Linked DNA regions of Mus musculus: region 2 is linked to region 1. A link is a loop called in an ENCODE intact Hi-C map of the cell type or tissue named here. Cell type or tissue: left cerebral cortex. All regions are shown on one strand.

What was found. Peaks named below come from ENCODE experiments on the same cell type or tissue, not always from the same donor. Only the 100,000 strongest peaks of a DNase experiment are listed, where the experiment ranks them.
Region 2: it touches region 1 in a loop (3-fold over the local background); 9 of 42 quality-filtered maps call a loop at or near these places.

The regions. Positions count from the first base shown.
Region 1 is chr1:83,403,979-83,411,978 of GRCm38, reverse strand. It overlaps Sphkap (SPHK1 interactor, AKAP domain containing), which reads left to right and starts at 3,779. Exons shown (of 12, transcript NM_001356547.1): 1 at 3,779-3,999. The coding sequence starts at 3,972. In left cerebral cortex, CTCF peaks have their summits at 3,554, 3,790 and 4,645 (motif pointing left); DNase peaks (open chromatin) are centred at 3,814, 4,682, 4,841 and 5,328; H3K4me3 peaks cover 3,318 bases; H3K27ac peaks cover 3,052 bases.
Region 2 is chr1:83,213,915-83,221,914 of GRCm38, reverse strand. No RefSeq gene overlaps it. Among named protein-coding and RNA genes, the nearest start is that of Daw1, 58 kb to the right of the region's middle. In left cerebral cortex, a CTCF peak has its summit at 3,521 (motif pointing left); a DNase peak (open chromatin) is centred at 3,511.

The DNA.
Region 1 (8,000 bases):
ACCAGTTCAGTTTACATAATATGTCCATTTCCTACAACCACTTTAACAAACTATCACACCGAGGACAATTTAAGAGCAACAGAAATATAACATTCTGCACTTCTGAAGACTGGAAGTCCAGAACAAAGATGTCAACAGGTCCTTGCTCCCTGTGACACCTCTGGCGACACAGAGAAGACACCTTCCAGCTGATTGTCCAACTCTTCATTTGGGTGGCTATGTGACTTCACCTCCACCTTCTTTGTTACAGGATATTTATTCTCTGGTGTCTCCTAAGATCACTGCCATTCTATGCCTATGCATAAATTCCCCTGTCTGTGCAGACATCAGTCATATTGCATTCAGTATTATTTGAATACTTCAACTTACCTGGAAGGTCTGAGACATATATCTATTTCACAGCTGATTGGTAATCCATGCCTTCTGAATGTTCTGTCAGTCTAATAAAAGCTTATCAAATTTATTGAACCTTGCGAAAAATGCAACTCTTTATTTCACTCATCATCATCATCACCACCACTACCACCATCATTAAACTTCTTTGATTTCTTTTTTTAATTTATTTTTTAATTAGGTATTTTCTTCATTTACATTTCAAATGCTATCCCAAAAGTCCCCCAGACTCTGCCCCCACCCACTCCTTTAACCACCCACTCCCACTTCTTGGCCCTGGTGTTCCCCTGTACTGAGGCATATAAAGTTTGCAAGACCAAGGGGCCTCTCTTCCCAATGATGGCCAACTAGGCCATCTTCTGATACATATGCAGCTAGAGACACGAGCTCCGGGGGGTACTGGTTAGTTCATATTGTTGTTCTACCTATAGGGTTGAAGACCCCTTTAGCTCCTTGGGTACTTTCTCTAGTTCCTCCATTGGGGGCCCTGTGTTCCATCCAATAGCTGACTGTGAGCATCCACTTCTGTGTTTGCCAGGCCCCGGCATAGCCTCACAAGAGACAGCTATATCAGGGTCCTTTCAGCAAAATCTTGCTGGTGTAGCAAATGGATGGACCTGGACGACATCATCCTGAGTGAGGTAACCCAATCACAAAAGAACTCACATGATATGTACTCACTGATAAGTGGATATTAGCCCAGAAACTTAGAATACCCAAGATTCAAGATACAAATTGCAAAACACATGAAACTCAAGAAGAACGAAGACCAAAGTGTGGACACTTTGCCCCTTCTTAGAATTGGGAACAAAACACCCATGGAAGGAGTTATAGAGACAAAGTTTGGCGCTGAGACGAAAGGATGGACCATCTAGAGGCTGCCATACCCAGGGATCCATCCCATAATCAACTTCATTGCTTTCTGATCTTGGTTAATTGTATGCGGCTTTGTGCATACGTGCACATGCTCAGGAGTACAAGTGAGTTTGGAGATCAGACAATGACTTAAGGATTTATTTGTCTCTTGCTACCAGTGAGATTCAAAGCATTCTCCAGCATGTTGTTTTTTCCATGGGTCCCCAGTATCAATGTCAGTTTGGCACTATTGCTATTGCAAGTCAAATACTTTCTTTCCCGAACTGCTCCTTCCGAGACCCATGGCCTTCTTGGTTTGGCATTATTTTACACTGCTTTTCTCTCTGCATCCTTGAGAAAGAAGGTTACATCACCAATTGGTACTTTTCTTACATATTCATTTGGTGCAAAGTAACTTCCAATCAGGCCTGCTTAATAGTTTCTAGGAGATGAAATACACATTGAACTTAAAGTATTTTTTAAAGTTTTCTTTAGATACCCTCCTCTTTGGTCCCTATATTTTGAAGTGTATAGGGGAGAGTTTGCTTGGTCTTTGCTGGTTTGCTGTTTTGCTTTGAAATGAGATCTTGTTCTGCATCTCATGATGAAGCCCATGCTGGCCTGCCACTCATACAGGGGCCTGAGCAAGCCTAAAAATGTAAGCCTGTAGGATGGCTTGCCAGCCAGTGTTTCTTCTGTTCTTGATTTTGCTTCTTCTTTTTTTTTTCCCCATTATGTGATTTCAATTATTTTAAATTTGCATACTGAGTTTGGCTTTCTGCCCCAGGATATTGTTCCAAATCTGAGGATACTCAGGCAAACCTGACCTGCCTTTTCAAATCATTTTACCAAACATTAGATGTCCTCACAGATGTGGAAATTGCTGATACAAGAGACCAACTCTACTTTTATAATACCTGTTTATAAAAATGTGAAGGATTGTTTTAACATCTCTGTCATGTCAGTTCAGGGTTCCTACTAATTGCTTTGTGTGTTTTTATTAGTTATTAGCCTGATACATAATGTCCTCACAAACCTGATGACTTAGGATAATATGTCTGAAGCCTGAGTCTTACTTAATTGCTTTAGCTAGCTTCTTGCAGGTCAAAGCAGGCAGGACAATGCTGCTCTATTACTGCCAGTACATTAGCTTATTAGGCTCCCAGATTACTTCTGAAGGGATAGTGGTCCACACCTCAGCCTTGCTAGGTAGTTCCTTTCTGGTCTAACTGATAGCTCTGTGGCTATGTCTCCAAAGATGTGCACCAAGGCTGCTACATGACCTCATTACTTCTGAGCTTTAGGCCTCCTCTAAATTGCCACCAAGGTTCTCTAAGGGCTATACAGAGCTCAAAATCTCCCCACCTTCTTTGCTCTCATAACATCTATCTGGGTGGTATTGTGGCTGGTTAGGAGAACCCTCTATTGGTGCCAATTTGTGGAGATGTCAATTGCTTCTTCCTGGAAGGGATGAAAGTCCTGATCCATGCTTAGTCTTTCTTGCACAATTGACCCTACGAGTGACTTGCATCCTTCCAGCTCAGGACACTGGAATATGAACTTCCCCCATAGCCTTTGGTGTTACAGTTTAGAGTGGGATTTTCTCCTCTAACATTCAGCCATCATGAAGCAGGTATCTGTGCATTTTCTGCCTGTCTAGGCTGTTTCTGTCATTTGGCTAGAGACCCCCACTACATTCTTTGCATGGTCAGGCCCCTAGTTGTTCTCCTTGCTTCTGCCAGAATTTTTCTATATACAATTCATAATATGGAGAGTCCTAGTTAGACTTGCAAGAAGCAAAAGGGGAAATTTTATTTATCTCATCTTCCCATTCCTGGAAGTCTCAGGGTATTCATTTTTAGTTTGCTTTTCAATTCAAAAAGAAAGGGCACAAGGTTCCATGCCCTCTTTTTAACAGAGAGTTGCTATCATCAGTGTCTTGATTTCTTTCTTTAAAAAAAAAGTCTGTTTCTGCTCAAAGAGATGCTGAGCAGACAATAGAGCATCAGTAAATCTTGCCTTCGGTTCTGAAAGCTGCCTCAGAAGGATGGCCACTGTCGCGAGTTTTTGAAACTTTTATCTCCTCATAGGGTCAAACAGGTGAGAGATGATGGTGTCCCATTTAAGGAAAATGAGTTACATGGAGACAGGAGAGAGTTAAAACAGGACAGAGGCTTAGAAGAAAGCAAAGGAGCTGGATACATTGACACAAGTGACCACGCCTGCACCTCCTGTTTTGTTGTAGAGGACAAATAGAGGGTCTTCAAGGGGATGTGTGTGCCACCAGTAGGGGCAGCGGGAAGCCAGAACTGCCAGAAGTGAGCCTGTAAATGCAGCCAAGTGGATGAACAACTTCAGGGCTGAGACTTGGTGTTCACCAGAGAAAGCAAGGGGCGGGACTGGACTAAGGGGAGGGGAGTGAGCAGGGAGCAACAGCGAAAGGCACAGAAGGCAGTCAGTCCCCCGAGACCTGGGAGGGAGGCGGGAATTAGGCTGAAGGGTCAAGTCCAGCCAGCAGTTTTCAAGATCTGAGCAGACCACAGGAGGCGCCACCAGGACATCTCTGCAGCGCTTGGTGGCCAGGGAGGAGCGAGCATCAATCTCCGCTGCGGGTCTCAGTCACTGCTGCTCCAGCCTGCACGTCTCTGTCCTCGCGCAGGGCGCTCAGGCTTCTTAGCCTTCGCCTGCGCTGTCAGCTTTTCTCTGCCTGCGGTCAACCATGGATGTCAACTCCCGGCTTTCTGTGCAAAGGTAAGACTCGCTTCTCCATATGCCTAATGTGATGTCTCTCAAACTCCGCTGGGCACTAGAGATCATAGGCAAAGTTGCTTTCCACCCTTTGCTCTCCTTAGAGATTCCCACGGAGAAGTCAAGTTCCTGCACGACTGATCCTTGGGATCGGCCCTTGAGAGGTGGGGGTGAGGGGTGGGGGCTTCAATTCTGTTAGCTACCCCACTGGGCGCCCGGCTGGGTGGGGCCTGTGTGCTGGAGCCAGGTGCCTGCCTCTAAGGCTGGGGGAGGGGGGGCTGGGGGCGGGTAGTGGTGGTGAGGTCTCCTCTGCCAGGCGAGGTATCTGGGGAATCGGGCTTTTAGTGTTATATTACCTGGAGCAGTTTTGCGCCTTGACTTGGAATGCGTTCCAAGGTGGAGAACAGAGACCTGAGGGATCAAGACCAAAGCTGATTTACCTCCAGTTCTGTTGACCTTAACCTGGGTTAGTGTTTGGGGCTTTGGAGTGAGCTACAAGGTCTTGTAGGCTTGGGGAGGGGGAGATCTCTTAGATCTCTCACTGGCACTAACCTGAGCCCACCTGTAATCCTGGGCAGAGGAGACCTCTTTGGTCCTTTAGCATCTCTGAAGCGCTAGTTCCACCTAGTGTCTGAGTCCCTTCCCCAGACCGGTAAGTCCAGCCACCTGAAAGACGTGGTTACAATGTTTTGTTGTTTGGTCTTGTGTTTCCTCTCTCTTTCCTCCTGTTCTGCTCTACTCCGGACCCAGCTGGAGAATTCAGTACTCTATGACTTTTGTTCTTCTCCCTAAAAAATATCCGGGTTGAACCGAGTCTATCTCTCAGGTGCCCAACTGAGCAGGTAGCTTTGAGCCCTTTGTGCTCTCTGCCCAGCAGGAAACTGAGCATTCGCAGTTCACACCTAGAGCTCCTAGTACTGTTGAATGCTGCAGCCTGGGCTGCCATGCTGAGATCCCACAGGCCCACCTTTCAACTCCACCGAGGCTCAGGGCTAATCTTTTAGGCTCTTACTTCTTATCTCCCCACCCCAACTCACCCCACCCCAACCAACCCCAAAAAACTAAGGTAGTTTTCAGCTGACACTGTCAAGCACTGAAATAAACAAGTTGAGCTAGAATTCTTGGGTTGCATAGGAACATAGGAAGACCCAATACTCACAGGCTAAGGCTCACAGACAGTAGCCAAGATAGAGGGAGAGCTGGGATAAGGCTGGGGGTACAGCAGGTTACATATTGCCTTTCAAAGGATCAGAGCCTTCCATCTATATCTGCAAGTGTTCGTGTTGTGTGATAGAACTAGTCTCCCCAGCGTCCCATCCATCACCCACCTCTGTAAATCTAGCAAAGGACTTTGAGGTTTCTATACAATGCCTGGAGCCTAAGTGAGGCTCTAGCTCTCTGGCTCAAATGGGAACAGATGAACACTGAGTCTCTCTATTTCAGCCTCATGTCTGGAAAAGCAAGTATAGAGCTATGGGAGGGAAGATTTTAAAAGCCTTAAAATTAACCATTGTTGTCGATGTAGGTAAAAGTTCAACAACGTTTTAAAAGTTGAGCTAGAGGTTTGCTGTTTACTGTCTGGAGAAATGCTTCTTTGAATTGAAGTGTTCAGGGCTAAGGATACAGCTCATTTATAAAGCTCCATCCAGCCTTGCATACATGAGGCCCTAAGTCCCATCTTCAGTTTCTACCCCCATTCCTACAAACTGAAATGGTGAACTAAGTAGTCCCCCAATTCCAAAAAATAAAAATTAAAAATTAAAAAAATCTTTTTAAAAGGTGTTTTTCATAACGAATTGTTTACTTTAAAGCTATCTTTTCAGATCGTCAGGAGTGTGGCTCAATCCTGACTCAATTTCCATCTAATCCTGGAACATTTCCTAAAGGATTAGAAATAAAGCATTCCGATAACTTACTGAGATCTTTTATGGGGTGGCGACAGAGGTGGCTTTATAAAGAGCAAGCAAACTAATTGAAGGCCCACATCTGAATCTTGATAGCATATCTCCAGAAATAAACCTTCTGACTATTACCACTTACTTACCAAGAAACATCGCCTCTCCCCTAAGTCAGAATAATAGTCTCATCTCTTGGAGCATCTTTGTTCATTTCTTTGCTTTAGTGCAGGTAAGAATCCCAATTTCTCTCTCATCAGATCTCATGAGAGGCCATGGGAATTAACTTTCCACATATATGTGAAAGCAGAATTAGAATTTGAACTGATACCTGTATGCCTTGTATTAATCACTAGACTTATTTAGGCAAGCTTGAGTTTTGAAGAACTGGCAGTTGGATATTCTACACAAGTGTTTTTGAGAAAGTGGCAAAATGATCAAGTAATAACAAATCATTATAGATCAAGCATATATTGTGCAGATCAGAAACACTCTCAGTATTTAATAAAGTTAAGTCAGTGATTAAAATAACAGCATTTCGTTTAAGTAAGATAAAATAATTTAGACATCTATTCAGTAATGAGCAGAAAAAACAACAAGATTTCGGGGAAATGGTTTAATTATAGGATATTTTGTGCTGTTAGAATTTTTTTACTTGCTTGGTGATTTCAGGTAAAACAGAATATAACTGGGACACTAATCCAGCAATACTCTGTGGTGTATCATCTCAGACCAGAATTTGATTAATAATTTGGTAACTTTAAAACATGGCTTTTTAACAATGAAAATGTTGACAGTTCTACGAGATATTATAATCTATTAACCTTGTATTTGCAAAAGTTTCACCTTATTTTCACTGTGATGATTTTAATTTTCAAATATATAAGTTGTATGAAGCAGATTAAAGACTTTTTTTTTCTTTTCCATTTTTTATTAGGTATTTAGCTCATTTACATTTCCAATGCTATAGCAAAAGTCCCCCATACCCACCCACCCCCACTCCCCTTCCCACCCACTCCCCCTTTTTGGCCCTGGCGTTCCCCTGTACTGGGGCAAAGACTTTTAAAAACCTCTGCAAAGAGAAGCCCGAAAATGTCTCCAGGAAGAAAATCAGGCACTAGAGAAATCAATATCCTTTGCAGCAGATGTATTATAAACCCAGAATTTCATGCTCTTTTCTGGCTAGTAGTCTGGTAGAAATAAAATGTTTAAAAGAAAATGAAGGCTTTTGCTTCGGTTTGGCTACTTTTACAGCTAAAAGTTTTGGAAACACTTATTCACTTATTTGTTTTATGAAGTTTATTTCCCTAAATCACATAATTAGGTGTTTGGAAAAAAAAAAGAATCGAGGTTCTCTCTTAAGTGATTCTTGTAGCTGTTATTCCTGCACCACAGCTACCCTTTACAGACGAAAGTCAATATCATCTACATAAGCAACTGTGTACAGAATCACATTTAGAATTTATTAAGTGTCATTTCATATATTAGATTATTTGATCATTGCATCCCTGGGAGTTAATTATAGCAGATATTACTTCTACTTGCTAGCAATACCTTTGAAGCAAAAGGAAATTAAATAAAGTAAATACCAGATTTAAAAGTCCACATACATGACACCTAGGACACCTCAAAGTCCTTTGGCTTCAAGTCTAGCCTTTTTTTTTTTCTTTCTTGTATTGGCTATGAAATCACAGTTGTTTTTTATAGGAGAGAAGAAATGATGGCCTGGCCATAATGGTAACATCATTCTCAGACATATAGGGGCAGCCGGGATGCAAGATGATCTTCAAAGCACAAGCCTTGAAATGCCCTTTTAAAAAAAAGTTACAAACAAAACATTTCAATAGAGTTTATTTAGGGCATGGGGAGGGGGTTAAATAGAGACAGAGAAAGGCAGAGAGAGAGAGAGAGAGAGAGAGAGAGAGAGGAGTAGAGGTCAGCCATGAGCACAGAGCAGGGAGGGGAATGGGGAGAGAGGGGGGAAAGGCGGAGAGAGCAAGAGCAAGAGAAGAGCAAAAATCATTTTTTATCTATGCCACATTTGAGCTAGAATTGGAAGTTGAAGAGTTATTCTCTTTCTCAATATTCATTTACATTTTTATACTATAT
Region 2 (8,000 bases), 190 kb after region 1:
ACAGTAAAATCAAAGCTACAGAAGTGTGAAGCACCTTAAGACAACAGTAAGATCTAATGAGTACTTCTGTGAAATATGAGCTTGTTAAGGATGCTGTAACAAAATGTTCATACTGGACAACTTAAACAACTTAAACTCACTTTTAAGAGTTCTAGAGGTTTGAAGCCCGAGTTCAAGGTGCATAAGCATATATTTCTTCTGATCTCTTTCTGTCTCTCTCTGTCTCTTTCTGTCTTCTGTGTGTGTGTCTGTCTCTCTCTGTCTCTCTCTCTGTGAGTCTCTCTTTCTCTGGCTGAAAAATGGATTCTTCATTTTGTCTCATGTGATCTTTTCTTTGAGCACAAATGAGTGGGTCTCTTTCTCTGGTTTTCTACTTTGTATGGTGGACTATTAGACCACTTGGAACAACGGGTCTTATGTCATTATATTTCTAAAAATTGGTTAAATTTACTCAAAACAAATTACCTAGGCAAGTTATGGTATATGTAATTTGTAGCAACTAAGACTTTGTGCTAAAAAGGTCTTGCTTTCTGGTAAATAGATATTCATATTTTTCTGTTTCAATTCTTCCTCTATACCAGATCTAACAGCAAGATGCTCTAGATATTAAACAGGATTGCTAAACAAGCAATGCTAAGTCATAAGTTTGTCTATGGCCATACCACTCCAAACGTGTCTGATCTTATCAAAAGGGGGGAAGGGTGGATTAGTGCTTATAAACATTAGCCCAAATGCTCAAGAAAAGAGCTGATGCTCTTCTAAATATAGACTACCGCTGTGCCTGAGGGTGGTAGAGAAGAGCATTGGAGGAAGGACGTCTCCATACTGCAGCTTCAGCAAGGAGCCTTCTGGGAAACAAAGATGCTCCCCTGAGCCCTTGGACGAAAGCAGGCAGTTAACATAAGCACCTTTCCTTGGGCACAAGTCAGTACTGATACCAACCTTCAAATAGACGTTCTCCAGGGAGATAGGGAAGATCAAACACACAACAATCAACAACAGTATTGAAGGATACTCGAACTAGAGTATCCATGTGTTCATTCTATTGCCATAATTTCATGTTATAAAGAAGGAAATAAATTTGATAATGGGAGTGTTCGCATCAGACTGGAGCAATGGGTGGAGTCTGGTCTTACTCCAAGGCCATATGTAGTGGGTTTTCTCTCCCTGATGAAGTATCTCACTGTCTTCAGCGTTTGGTTTGCATTCTGTGGTCTGCTGTCTGCCCTCTTGGCCAGGCTGCAGTATTGGAGAGTGGACCACTACTGAGGGTTTGCTTAAGGACAAGTCTGAGCTGAAATCTCAAAGACAGCAAATCTCTCACCCTGCACTGAATAAGCAACATATGAAGTCAACCCCTATGCAATTATTACAGCTCAACATTTGTCAAAATTGGCAATTGTATATGATTTACACTAATTTCGTATTCATGGCAATAACCCAAAGCACTCTAACTATTCATCTACTTCTCCTTGGAGAGTGTCTACTGCACAGTCCTTTTGCCTCAGGCACACCTAGGAAATAAGTCTTATACTGCCTGGGGAAAGAAGGCCAAAATTATCTTCCAGAAGCTTCCATCACCTTCCACACACAAGCTGTAAAGAAAGGAAGGCTGCACTTGAATTAAACAGAAATTCAGGCATTCCTCCTGCAATTGTTATTTCCATAATTAAATATGAACATGCCCTAGAAATACCAGTGGAGTGTGGGGATGAAAAATAAAATACTAAACCAAAAGCAATTCTAAAAGGGATCCTTCCCCAAAGATCCTTAAACATTGAGGGTAAAGCAAAGCAGGAATGTTGATACTCCATATACCAGAAAAGCCCATGTGATCCACATCTGCAGCCACTTGTTCTGAAGGATACTGGATTCTTTACTAACTTGCAGCAAATCCACTTAAAGTTCTGGAGCGTTTACCAGTGTCTCCAGTACGTATGAAATACGACACATCAGAAAACCTTAGGGAATGGTTCTGCCTTTGAATAGTCTAAATACTTTATACTTTTTACTTTTTTCTCCAGTATTGTTAAGGGCTCTAGGAGCATTATGAAATCATAATTAATGATATTTACATCGTATCTGTCTCCTTGCCCACAAATGAATTTCTATTGAGATGGAGGCAGGTAGAGGTGCCTTAAATGAATTAGAAACATAGCACTTTGCAAGTAAAAAAGATAAAGAACTGAGGATGACTCAGAGGACCACCAGGTTATTAAATTAAACCAAAGTAGTACTCACATTCCCAAATACATGAGAGCTCCTGAGAGATGGGAATGGAAAATAGTCATTGTATTTCTTTAACCCCCTTTATCTCCTATGACAAAGGGACTTGAATAGTGAATAGTGTATTTATGATAAAGCTTGCCCTGAATGGACAGATTCTTTCATGGGTCTTAAATCTATCAAATTCAAGTTACTGGACCAGTGTCCACAATTATCAGCTAATACTAATGGAGTGCTTACACTATATCAAAACCTTTATGTATTTATTAATTTATTTTAATCTAAGAAAAGTTCCCATGTACAATTCTATTTTAAAGATAAGAAAACTGAATTACAGAATGTTTGATGGCACTAAGATCTCAGTGACCAGAAGCAGACGTGCAGAATATTTAAACAGGCCTCAGAGTTCAGTCTAGAGGCCATCTAGTGTTTCTTCTTTTGTTCTATAAAGCAGATCCTTGGTTACCTCTCATGTCCTAAAAGGAAGGTACAGCAGCTGGACCCCCTTGCCACCTGCTCATGAGTAGCAGACTTCCTCAGTTTGGTCTCATAGGTTTTTAAAGCAAATGTTCCTGTTTTAAAGAAAATTTTTATGTGCATTTGTATTCTGCCAGCATGTATGTCTATGTGAGGATGTCAAATGCTCTAAAACTGGAGTTAAGGCAGTTTTCAGCTGTCATGTGGGTGGTGGGACTTGAACCTGCATCTTCTGGAAGAGCAGTCAGTGCTTTTAACTGCTGAGTGATCTCTCCAGTCCCTGATCTCATACTTTTGTCTTTGCCAACCAAAACCAAAATTATTTGGCCATGAAGTTCACAATTATGTAATGAGAAAATAGATAAAGTATTTATGCTCTCAATCCACTGTAATTTCAGAAAACCTTCATTAGCTTAGAAAACAACCCATATTTGCTCTGGTAAGATAATGTTGTGAAAAGACTTCAGAGTTGCAGGCTTTGATAGAAGTTATTATAAAATAAACGTTCCCACATGGTTCCCCACAGGAGACCTTAAAGGAAATATTGGAGCTATCTATTATTCAATTTAATGGTCTCTGTCCTTCAAATAGATGGGGAAATGTCCCTGCAGAATGTCAAGATTAATGAGTTATGTCACTTGTCCCAGATCTGTCAAGATAGTCCCAAGCTTTAAACTGTACCACATTCTCAGTAACTGTATCCCCACATAACCCTTATCTGTAAGGGTCCTGGAATTTAAAACATTGCACTGTACAGTCTCTGTTTGTCAAGAAAAGCAAAAACTGCAGAAAGATAAACACTGCCACCTGCTGAGAGGAGAGAAGAAACCAAAGCATGTAAGCCAATAAGCCCTGGGAAACAGCAACATCTTCCAGGCTTCATCAAAGGGACCCAATGCATCCTTGCTCTCCCCAATGGACACGTGACATGTGTGAGCACATATTTAATTAAGCAACATGCCATATTTTCAATAAAAGAGCATTAAAGGTGGCTTTGTCCAAAGCAATGAATCCAACCTTTCTTTACAGGCAAAGTAAATGCCAATCCTCTCCATTATTTTATCTTCTGCTTCCACAGAACATTTCTGGAATTTACATCTCTAAAGGTTCACAAATCATATGCAAACCAATTTAGCACTTCCAGAGAAGGGGAGAAAGTGAAGAAGGTAGAGAGGTAAAGATGGGCAATAGAGACAAAATCATTCCAACTTCTGAGCATGTGTTACCTACCACATCTCACCGCTCCTATTCCTTCCCTCTTAGTAAACATACTGATTTATGAGGAAGTCTTATAAACACAAAAGAGTACAACTTATAATTTTACTATTTATTTTATAAAGAATCTTAAAAGGTGAGAGGAAGCTGGAGTCATTTACAATTTTTTTCAATCTCTGTTCCTGGCACCTGAGTGGTAATACAATGGTAACTTATAAACTGGATGCAGTAAAACCAGAAGCTACAATATATTGAGGTCAGTGCTTATGATTTGCTGGCTAGAGGGGAAAAGGAGGAAAGTGTGCAATCCCCTGTTGGCTGGAATGGAGCTTCTGTGGTAGCATCAAATGTAAAGGACAGAGAGGGAAAAACTATAGCCACCCCTCTGTAACCATGGAGTACTTTAATCATAGAGTCAACCAAATCTGAATCAAAACTGGTTTTGGAAACCATATTTATGTGAGGAATATGGACCACACCCTAATCATCTAAGCTGGCAATCTCCTCACTTCTTAGTACTTCTGGTTCAATACAGAACCTTAAAAGATACTAGTTACATGGACAAGGCATGCACGAAATCAGTCTAGTAATATACTAATACCCCAGCCTGGAGTGGGAAGGGGCTTACCAGCCCTCACTGTAGGCTGAGCTCATATTCAGCTCATTTAATTAATTTAGCAGTTGATGGCTGTAAAGGGAGGAGAATCTGGTGCAGCTCTGGTACAAATGTTCCACCCGATTGCCCTATATCCCTAAGTACATGGCCAGCAAAAATTAGACAGTGTTCTGTTTATCTTTTTTTAAAGAAAATAGATATGAAATTGGGAGGGTCAGATCTGGGAGGAATTTATTAGAAAAGATGATGAATATAATCAAAATATATTAATAAAAAGATAATTTCCCCAGGAATGTTAAATTTTATTTGGTAAAAATGATTATCTAAATGTGTCTTCCTAAGATACTATAAAACATCAAAATATTTCAGATCTTTACTGAGTTCTGAAAAAATAGTGTTCTTTTCTCAAAAAAATGTTTCTATAGTCACAAAAGTATTAATCATACAAATTGTAACTAATATTTATCACACAATTGTGTACTTGACATGCATAATCCTCAAAGTAGAACATATTATTGTAAATATTGAAAACAGGAGACTGAGAATCAGAGTGGTGAGGGAAATTTCCAATTAAGGGTTGTATCTAGATGTTTATGGGCATACCCTCTGGGTATGCTTGATCTCATCTGATCTCTTAAACTAAGCAGGGCTGGGACTGGTTTGTGCCTGGGTTGGGGAATATGTGTCTAGGCAACCTGAATATATAATTCACAAGTTTTATGATAATACTAGCTATGCTGCCTTTATTCAAATGAAAATAAATTGGTTGATGCCATCATTTTCCATATACTCTTCATTATTTAGGCACTTATCTTTAAGCCAGTTGCAGTGTCTAAAACTCTTAGTAAATATTCTTTTAAGAAAGACTTCCAGTACTGGAATCACAGGCTTATAATCCCAACTCCTCAAGAGGATAGGTAAGAGGACCACACATTCAAGGCCAGATTGAGCTACAGAAGAAATTCAAGTGCAGTCTGGGAAACTTGGCAACACATAGTCTCAGATAGACAGACAGACAGACAGACAGACAGACAGACAGACAGACAGACAGACAGATAGATAGATAGATAGATAGATAGATAGATAGATAGAAAAATAAATAAGGATAAGAGTAGAGTTCAGTGCTAGAATGATTGCTTTGCATATGCTAGCCCAAGGTTTGATTTCAAATACTGGTAGCAGAGGGGATAAAAAGTAAGACTCCATTGGTCACTTAAAGACAAGAGGAATAAACCATTACCTGACCAAAGCTTCCCACACCTTAGTTGATTAATGTGAATGTAAATGTTGCTTTAATTTCCTCAGATGAAGGGATGAGATGAAAATATACACAAGGTTTGTGAATATATGACTTGGGCTGAGCCCACAGCATTTCTATCTATTCCTAGGCCTACATCTGGAAACTTCTAGCCTCCACACAATCTAATCTTCAAGCCCAGACCTTGGAGGCTTCAGTTTCCAGACTGTCTACTAACATAAGCCTAGAATGTTTCAGCCTCAGAGACTTACTGCTGAATAAGCTCATCTTTGCTGGTTCTTTCTCCTCTCTGGCTGGCTGATTCAACTCAGCTGTTCTGGCTCAAACTTTGCTCCAAGCTGACTGATTGGATTTGGCTTCTCTTGGCTTCTGACTAGATTGCTTTGTTTGGAAAGACTGGCTCTGAACTCCCCAAACTGAACTAAACAGCACTGAATTGAATTACTTCAAAGTGAACTGAGCACAACTCTCTCTCTCCCTTACTGCCCTTTAAGTAGCTTCTCTTCCTGTCCTTTTAGAGTTAGGCATATTCTATCTTTTGACTCATTCTGTCAAATCTTTCTCTGATCACTTTGTCCTTCAATTAGATGTCATTGTTTGGGATTAAAGGTGTATAATAAGGGTGTGTATGTGTTTCAGCCAGAGGGATTAAAGGTGTGTGTCTAGCTTTTTGCTCTTTGATGCTGCGAAGGAAGCATCGCTGAAGGTGTAATATCCAAAATAAGTTCAAGACCACCTAGCCCCTTCCCCTCTGAGGAACTTTCAGAAACATAATGGTCAAAATGGCTGAGTCTACAGCTGCCAAAACAAAATGAGCTGTTCTCAGAAGAATAACTATAACGAGATAGCAGCGCCCAGAGAAATCCCCTACCACACCCCACACTGAATTCTGAGAAAGACCACAAACTGCCCTGATCTTGCTAGAATTCCCTGTGACATTAATAGGTGACTCATAAGTTCAAAATATAAAACATACTGTTGCTTTGCTTCAAAAAAAAATCCACAAGGGCAGGCAGAATGAGAGACTAGGCCAAAGGGTTACTTAGTCATGCTATGCAAACCAACCAATGCCTGAAAGGGTTACTTGCTACACCAATGAGAACAAGCCAGCTACCTTGTTGCCTAAATCTGCCCCTTACAAAGATATAAAAAGTGTGTTCTTTCTTTGTTCTGGGTCTCTCCTTTGGCCTGAGTGCTGAGAGGGGGGCCCCCACCATGTTGGAATAATAAAAATCTTCTTGCTGTTTGCAGCGATGGCCATCACTGTGGTCTTTGTGAGTCGGGGGTCCTTTGACGAACTCCAACATTTGGTGCATTGGCTGGGAAGACTCTCCTCAGGGGGACACAGACACCATGCATCAGAGGTAAAGTCTGTCTGTCTGTCTGTCTGTCTGTCTGTATTGCCAGTGTCAATTGTCTGTGTCTGTTAGGTCCCGGGAGGGGACGACTGGTTTCAGGTTCTGGAGGGTTGACTGACTAGTATTCAGGTTCCGGAGATCCGGGGTTCTCATGAGAGACCCCCATCTGGGTGGTCAGTGTAGCGCAGCAGACGTGCCTAGACATCAAGGGCCCCAGGGAACTGGAGGATGCTCCAGAATTCTCCCTGGGAGGTTGTATCGGAGGTGGTCCTTCTCAACCCAGCGATAGCTGAGAGACAGCTACTGCCTGGTTCAGGTTTCTGTGGGAAGCAGGTCATAGAACACCCTGTATTGGTCATGTTTGTTTGGTTACTTTCTGTTTCTGTGGAATTACTGTGACACTTTATCAGGAAGGTTTTTAGGTGTGTGTGTTCTGTGTCTCTTTGTGTTCAGACTTGGACTGACTGTTTTTGAGTTATGCCCTCTGGTAAAAGCCTAAGAATCCTGTCAGACCCCGATGCTGACCTCTTCCTTTCAGATCCTCAGCTGCCCTGCCTCCCACTCTCCAACTCCAGGGAGTAGGTGGAGCACAGCCTGCTGTGAGTGCTGTGCTCCCTCCCCCAGCCCCGTGTGTCTTCTCTGGTGGCTGTGTCTTCTCAGGTAGCCATGAGTCTGTTCCAAGCTCCGGTGAGGGTGGCATCTGCCCACTCGGGGCTTCTCCTGCCCAAGGTAGGGAGCATGTGAAAGTCTGATTGCCAGGCTAATGATGGGTCTCATCTCCATAGGGCTAGAAAGTGCTCCAACAATCTGACCAAGGTAAAAGAAAGTTAGAAGAAAGGACAGGGTAAGT